Linked DNA regions of Homo sapiens: region 2 is linked to region 1. A link is a contact called in ENCODE Hi-C or POLR2A ChIA-PET data. All regions are on one chromosome and are shown on one strand. The core of a region is the stretch at or near the end of the contact, and the rest is flanking DNA. Distances in the headings are between cores, read along the strand shown. Region 1 holds the start of NAT16 (N-acetyltransferase 16 (putative)). Region 2 holds the start of EMSLR (E2F1 mRNA stabilizing lncRNA).

What was found. A loop is a pair of places that touch in the nucleus more often than their neighbours do. ChIA-PET counts read pairs that join two places held with the same protein, here RNA polymerase II (POLR2A). Pooled maps may share reads with other maps.
Region 2: a loop to region 1 is called in a pooled map, with 2.1 times the contacts of the local background. The contact joins the promoter of EMSLR here to the promoter of NAT16 in region 1. A Hi-C loop is called at or near these places in 2 of 50 pooled maps. POLR2A ChIA-PET finds 5 or more read pairs at or near these places in 8 of 52 experiments (H1, HEK293T, HepG2 and 5 more).

What each region holds. Positions count from the first base shown.
Region 1 is chr7:101,179,038-101,182,446 of GRCh38, forward strand. NAT16 (N-acetyltransferase 16 (putative)) reads right to left here and starts at 1,256. Exons shown (of 4, transcript NM_198571.3): 1 at 1,005-1,256. RefSeq lists an enhancer at 1,037-1,759 and a silencer at 1,131-1,425.
Region 2 is chr7:101,306,801-101,310,526 of GRCh38, forward strand. EMSLR (E2F1 mRNA stabilizing lncRNA) reads left to right here and starts at 1,507. Exons shown (of 2, transcript NR_110115.2): 1 at 1,507-1,748; 2 at 3,684-3,726. RefSeq lists an enhancer at 2,178-3,005.

The DNA.
Region 1 (3,409 bases), core at 6-2,505:
GAGCTGGGAATGCCGGCAGCCCACCCACCCGCACCCCACTCCCACCACACCCCACACACCTGAAATATCGATGCCCTTGAGGCCGATGGCTTCTTGACACTGGGGGAGGGAGGAGAGGGAGGGAAGGGAGAGCCCAGTCGCCGGAGAGGCGGAGACAAAGAAGGCAGCTGCACAAAGCGCCCAAAGATGAGAGCGAAAAGGACGGGAATGGAGGCAGAGAGCAGACAAAAGCGGACAGGAGATGCGGCCGCAGGGGACAGGCAGGGAAGCCGGAGGAGGCTTCGACACCGAATCACAGACATGACACCTCGTGACTCTGGGCCCAGCAGATGAAAAAAAAAAAATCCTAGCACGCACCCCCTCCCCTGGGACACTGTAAATAGAAAGCAGCGTGACACACCCCCTTCGCCCCGGGGTATGGGGGGCGGGGATCCGTGGAGGGGAAGGGGTCAAGGGGAAAAGAAAGTCAGAAAAAAGGCCGTAAGAGAACAACCTTGGAAACAGAGACGGGGAGAGGCGATGAAGTGGGGGCGGGAGAGAAGGCCTAGGGGGTGGGCAGAGGCAGGGGCCGAGGAAGATGGCCCAGCCAAAGGGGGTGGGGGGAGGGCCCCAGAGGGCCACAGTAGTGGAGAAGGGGGGGCTGTCCTGCAGGGTCTTCCCGAGTGAGGGTCTTCCCTCTGCCTCTACCCCGGATTGGGGGCTTGGGCTTGGGGGAGAGGGAGATTGCAAAGGGAGCGATCTGCTTGGCGGGGGTTCCCCTGGGCGCCGGACCCTGGGGACAGGTGGGAGCGACATGGCAACAGAGGGGGGCGGGGGAGCGCTTCTGGACACCTGAAGCGCAGCCTCTGACTCAGTTTTCTGGGTCTTCGGACTGGGAGGGGCTGGGCAGAAGGGGGCGCAGCCGCTTGGTCCCCCTGAGGGGCGGTGGCCTTCTGCTGCCCCATTCTGCGGTGGAGGAGCACGCTAGCCCCCTCCCCAGTCCCCAGGCCCGGCCGCCCCCCTACCTCGCCGGAGCCGGAGCTGGAGCCAGGGCCGAGATGCCGCAAAGCCAAGCGGGGCGGGCGGCGGGCGCAGACACCCCCGGTGCCAAGAGAGAGGTCCCTTTGGAGCCCCCAAGAGTCAAAGGAGGATGACGCGCGGGGACTCGGCCGCGCTGTCGGAGCCCGACTCTAACGTCGGTCAGCGCTGGGGCAGCGCCGCAGCTCCGTTGGCGACGCGGGCCGGGGCGCCCATCGGTTCAGGGGTTCGGGTGGCACGCGTGGCTCCCCCGGCGACGCTCCGGCGGCAGCTTCGAGGGGCGGAGACCCCGGCGACGCGGAAGAAACCCGGGACGGATCCGGAGCGGACTCGTGCCCTGCTGGCGGGGCCGGGGGTCGGGGTGCGCCCTGGGCAGCTGGGTGGCCTCAAGCCCTACTGGCGAGACTCCGCCCTGTGTCCCGGCTGGGGAGTGGGACTGAGGATGGTGGTGTCTCGGGTTTTGGTGGTGGTGATGCTGGTGTTGCTGGCTTAGTTATCTCCCCACCCCACGCCCAGCACCTCCGTTCTCTGTCCGGGGGTCCCCCACTGCCCTGAAGTACCCCTCCTCCAGGAGCCACCCCTCAATGGAATCTCCTCTCTCCATTATAAGAGCGGCTGGGAAGGGGACTCCGAGCCTTCGTCCCCGGAAACTGATAGAGGGAATCAGAAACCCTAGAACACCGGGAAGGCGAAGAGACATCAAGAGACAGAAGTTGAAAGGCTGAAAAGGGCAGAGGGAGGCCAAGATCTCTCCATCTTCTCACCACTGCGTGGGTGCCTGAGCACCCTGGTTCCCCGGGTGCACAAGGCCCCTAAATCCACAATGTACCCCACGGGACAGCAGGCAGAAAGACCTCCAGGTACACAGCGCACACCCAGGCACATTCACACAGACCTCTGCACTCAGGAGGCGCTGCACCCCACGCTGATCCTGGTGGCTGGGGAGGAAGAGGGAAGTGTGGAGCTGGGACCCGGGTGGGTGCAGCGCTGCCCCTGCTCTAATAAGGCGGTGGCCCAGGCTCTTAACTCCTACAAGGTTCTCCATCCCACCTATAAAGTGAGCTCAAGACTGGGTGCGGTGGCTCAAGCCTGTGATCCCAGCACTTTGGGAGGCCGAGGCGGGGGAATCACTTGAGGTCAGGAGTTCGAGACCAGCCTGGCCAACATGGTGAAACCCCGTCTCTACTAAAAATACAACAATTAGCCTGGCCTGGCCGGGCACGGTGGCTCATGCCTGTAATCCCAGCACTCTGGGAGGCCGAGGTGGGAGGATCACCTGAGGTCAGGAGTTCAAGACCAGCATGGCCAACATGGCGAAACCCCGTTTCTACTAAAAATACAAAAATCAGCCGGGCACAGTGGCCTGCACCTGTAATCTCAGCTACTTGGGAGGCTGAGGCAGGAGAATCGCTTGAACCCGGGAGGCAGAGATTGCAATGCGCCGAGATCGTGCCACTGCACTCCAGCCTGCGCGGCAGAGCGAGAATCCAACTCAAAATAAAATAAAATAATAAATAAAGTGAGATCAGAACACCTTCAGTTCTACCCTGTAAGGAGCCAGGAAAGTGATGGACAAAGCCCTTTAGCAACTGTAAACTGCTTTGGAGATGCAGGGAATAATTTTTTTTTTTTTTTTTTGAGAGGAGTCTCACTCTCGCCTAGGCTGGAGTGCAGTGGCGCGATCTCGGCTCACTGCAAGCTCTGCCTCCCGGGTTCATGCCATTCTCCTGCCTCAGCCTCCCCAGTAACTGGGACTACAGACGCCCGCCACCACCCCCGGCTAATTTTTTGTATTTTTAGTAGAGACGGGGTTTCACCGTGTTAGCCAGGATGGTCTCGATCTCCTGACCTCGTGATCCGCCCGCCTCGGCCTCCCAAAGTGCTGGGATTACAGGCGTGGGCCACCGTGCCCGGCCGATGCAGGGAATAATGTTAAGGCCTTTCAAGGTCTGCTGGAGTCCTCTCTCCAGGGGCCGCCCAGCTCTCATGCTCCCCCTACCCTCTCCCCCACCCCAAAATTCATTGTTCACCCATCTTATTCCATTTTTTCTTTCTTTACTTTCCGAGGTGATAACTTCATAATCAGGCAAACTGATCCCATTGGATGTGCCAATGCAATAAGAAGGAAGGTCATGTTCCTGGAATCCCACATACAGGAATTCCAACCGAGGGTTAAAGGGCTAAACAGGAATAACACCAAGGGTTAAAGGGATGAGAATCCCGACTTCTAGGCTGAGGCAGGGCAAAATGCAACTGACAAGTTACTCAACATTTTTTAATAGGACTTCCCCCCATTTCTGATCTCTGAAAGTGCTAACACACTGTGCGTCTCACCAAACTGCAGATTGCAGTTAAGGTGCCATATGCTTCATGATGGGAAAGAACTTCAAAA
Region 2 (3,726 bases), core at 257-2,756, 130 kb after region 1:
CCAGACTGGCAATAGAGTGAGACTCCATCTCAAAAAAAAAAAAATAAAATAAAGGTTAGATTGGCAAATTTTATGTTATGGATAGTTTGTCACAAGATAGCAGTATTGTTAAATATGAAAAAATACTGAGTGACTAAATTTTTAGGTTTATAATATAAAAACAAAACATTTCTTTTTTTTTTTTTTTGAGATGGAGTCTCACTCTTGTTGCCGGGGCGGGAGTGCAATGTGCCATCTTGGCTCACCGCAACCTCCACCTCCTGGGTTCCAGCGAATCTCCTGCCTCAGCCTCCTAAGTAGCTGGGATTACAGGCATGCGCCACCACGCCCGGCTAATTTTGCATTTTTAGTAGAGATGGGGTTTCACCATGTTGGTCAAGCTGGTCTCGAACTCCCAACCTCAGGTGATCTGCCCGCCTTGGCCTTCCAAAATGCTGGGATTACAGGCGTGAGCCACTGTGCTCAGCCCCATCTTTACCTTTGAAAGGAATGATTGTTGAAATCATCTCTCTGAAATTTCACATTTAAACATATTTATACCCCCAAATCATGTTTTTCAATACTGTTCAAAGGCCATCTATAAAAATGCATATTTCAACATAAAAGATTTTTCAAACATCTAACAATATGTGACATTCCAATATAGATGATTATATTGATATTATTTAGCTGTAAAAAAGAATAAGGCAGGCCGGGCACGGCGGCTGACGTCTGTAATCCCAGCACTTTGGGAGGCCGAGGTGAGCAGATCACCTGAGGTCAAGAGTTTGAGACCAGCCTGGCCAACATGGTGAAACCCCATCTCTACTAAAAATACGAAATTAGGCAGGGCATGGTGGCGTGCGCCTGTAATCCCAGCTACTCAGGAGGCTGAGGCAGGAGAATCGCTTGAACCCGGGAGGGGGAGGTTGCGGTGAGCCGAGATCGCGCCGTTGCACTCCAGCCTGGCCAACAAGAGCCAGATTCCGTCTAAAAAAAAAAAAAAAAAAGAATAAGGTGGCTCTGTGAGTACTAACACAAATCCCCAGTATAGAAAGTGAAAAATGGCTGGGCGCCGTGGCTCACGCCTGTAATCCCAGCACTTTGGGAGGCCGAGGCGGGCAGATCACGAGGTCAGGAGTTCAGGACCAGCCTGGCCAACATGGTGAAACCCCGTCTCTACTAAAAATACAAAAATTAGCTGGGCGTGGTGGCGCTTGCCTATAAACCCAGCTACTCGGGAGGCTGAGGCAGGATAATTGCTTGACCCTGGACCCGGGTTGCAGAGAGCCGAGATCGCGCCGCTGCACTCCGTCTCAAAAAAAAAAAAAAAAGTGAAAAATGAACACTTTTGTGGAAAAGTGTAAATAGTCTGCTCCCATTTCTATTAGCTAACACACCTGTGTGCACACGGAGCTTTCAGTCCAGTCTGGAAGGGGAGGGCGGGGCCTTCCCGGGAGTGAAGGGGGCGGGGCCGACCCAGACCCTCCAGGGAACGCCCTTGAGTAACTCGCGCACTTGGGGCCCGTTTCCACCTAGGACTACAGGCTCAAGATGGCCTGGTAGATGCAGCCGGCACGCACCTCTCCTCTGACGGGAACCGAAGGAGCCGGTAGGTTTTCACACTTGCAGCAGATCCGCTAAGAGAACGCGGGATTCAGCCGAGAAGCCACGGGGAGCCCGAGGAGCGGAGCAGAGGCACCCAGGCAGCCTGCGCGGAGAAATTGGATCGGCGGGGACGGCCTGCAGCTCCCGCGCGCGGGGAAAGGGTGAGTGAGAGACCCCGGGGCTATGCAGTTCCCCCAGGGACTTCCACAGCCCCCCGACCCTCGCGGACCTCCAGAATAGGGGGCAGCGGGCGAGAGATTCCCCAGCGGCGTTGCAGGAGCCCACGTGGAGCCCACGTGGAGCCCACGGGCTTCCTTGCCCTGAGCAGCTGCAGCTGCAGCCCCTGCCACCCCGAGAGTCCAGCCCCGAGGGCAGCTCCTGCCTTGCCTGCGGTTACCGCCGCCGCCAGCTGAGGGCCAGGGAGGGAGAGGGGAGGCCAGGCGCTCTCAGGAGTCCCAAAGGACAAATAATCCCGCCGCTGCCGCGGGACCCAGACACGAGCCAACTGCGCGCCCGCCCTGCCCCGCCTGAGCTTTCCGTCCGCCGCCTGGGGCCCAGCCCTTCCCTGTCTGTCACAACCAGAGCCCAAACCCCGGGGGCCTGAGGACAGTCCACTGGCGGCTCCGTCCCCTGAGGACCTTGAGCAGGAGGGCCAGGGGCCTGGGGATTGGTGGCTGTTCTGCCCTTTCCGCCACCGTTGGCGGCTGAACACTCCTCCCCGGGGTCTGGGGTCAGGGACCCAGCCTGTGGGATACCACCCAACTGCAACTGTCCTCATCCACATCACACTCACTGCTCCAGGGCCTGGGATCAACCACGAGCTTAGCTGGGGCTTGCAGGGACCAGCCCCACAGGGTCGGGGGGCTTCTCCCTGTGTGCGGCGACGAGAGAGTGTAGAAATAAAGACACAAGACAAAGGGATAAAAGAAAAGACAGCTGGGCCCGGGGCACCACTACCACCAATGCGCGGAGACCGGCAGTGGCCCCGAATGTCTGGCTGCGCTGTTATATTTTGGATACAAAGCAAAAGGGGCAGGGTAAAGAGTGTGAGTCATCTCCAATGATAGGTAAGGTCACGTGGGTCACGTGTCCACTGGACAGGGGGCCCTTCCCTGCCTGGCAGCCAAGGCAGCGAGAGAGAGAGACAAAGAGAAAGACAGCTTACGCCATTATTTTTGCATATCAGAGACTTTTAGTATTTTCACTAATTTACTACTGCTATCTAGAAGGCAGAGCCAGGTGTACAGGATGGAACATGAAGGCGGACTACGAGCGTGACCACTGAAGCACAGCATCACAGGGAGATGGTGAGGCCTCCAGATAACTGCGGGCAAGCCTGACTAATGTCAGGCCCTCCAACAAGAGGTGGAGGAGCAGAGTCTTCTCTAAACTCCCCCGGGGAAAGGGAGACTCCCTTTCCCGGTCTGCTAAGTAGCCTGTGTTTTTCCTTGACACTGAGGCTACCACTAGACTACCGTCCGCTCGGCAAGGGGCGTCTTCCCAGAAGCTGGCGTTACCGCTAGCCCAAGGAGCCCTTCTGGTGGCCCTGTCTGGGCATAACAGAAGGCTCGCACTCTTGTCTTCTGGTCACACCTCACTATGTCCCCTCAGCTCCTATCTCTGTATGGCCTGGTTTTTCCTAGGTTATGATTTTAGAGCAAGGATTATTATAATATTGGGATAAATTAATTACTACCAACTAATGATTAATGATATTCATATATAATCATCTCTAAGATCTATATCTGGTATAACTATTCTTGTTTTATATTTTATTGTACTGGAACAGCTCGTGTCCTCGGTCTCTTGCCTCGGCGCCTGGGTAGCTTGCCGCCCACAGGGGCTGCCACTACCAGGATTCGAGCAGAGCACCTAGAGGACTCCAAATTGCTCCCCTGAACCCATTAATGCCAGAGCCAGCCTACACCGCTCCTGGGCTCAAAGACTGGCCCACCTTAGCCTCTTAGTCCCCAGCAACCACACCCTCCACTAATAACCACACCCTAAGCCACCCAAGAAATCATACAGAGCCTACAGTACTACCCCAATCAAAGCCAAAGTGCCCCACCTAACCAACACCCTATCTACATTTTTAGGAAGAAGTCCTCCCCTACAAAGCAAATTCACAAACTTGGAAGA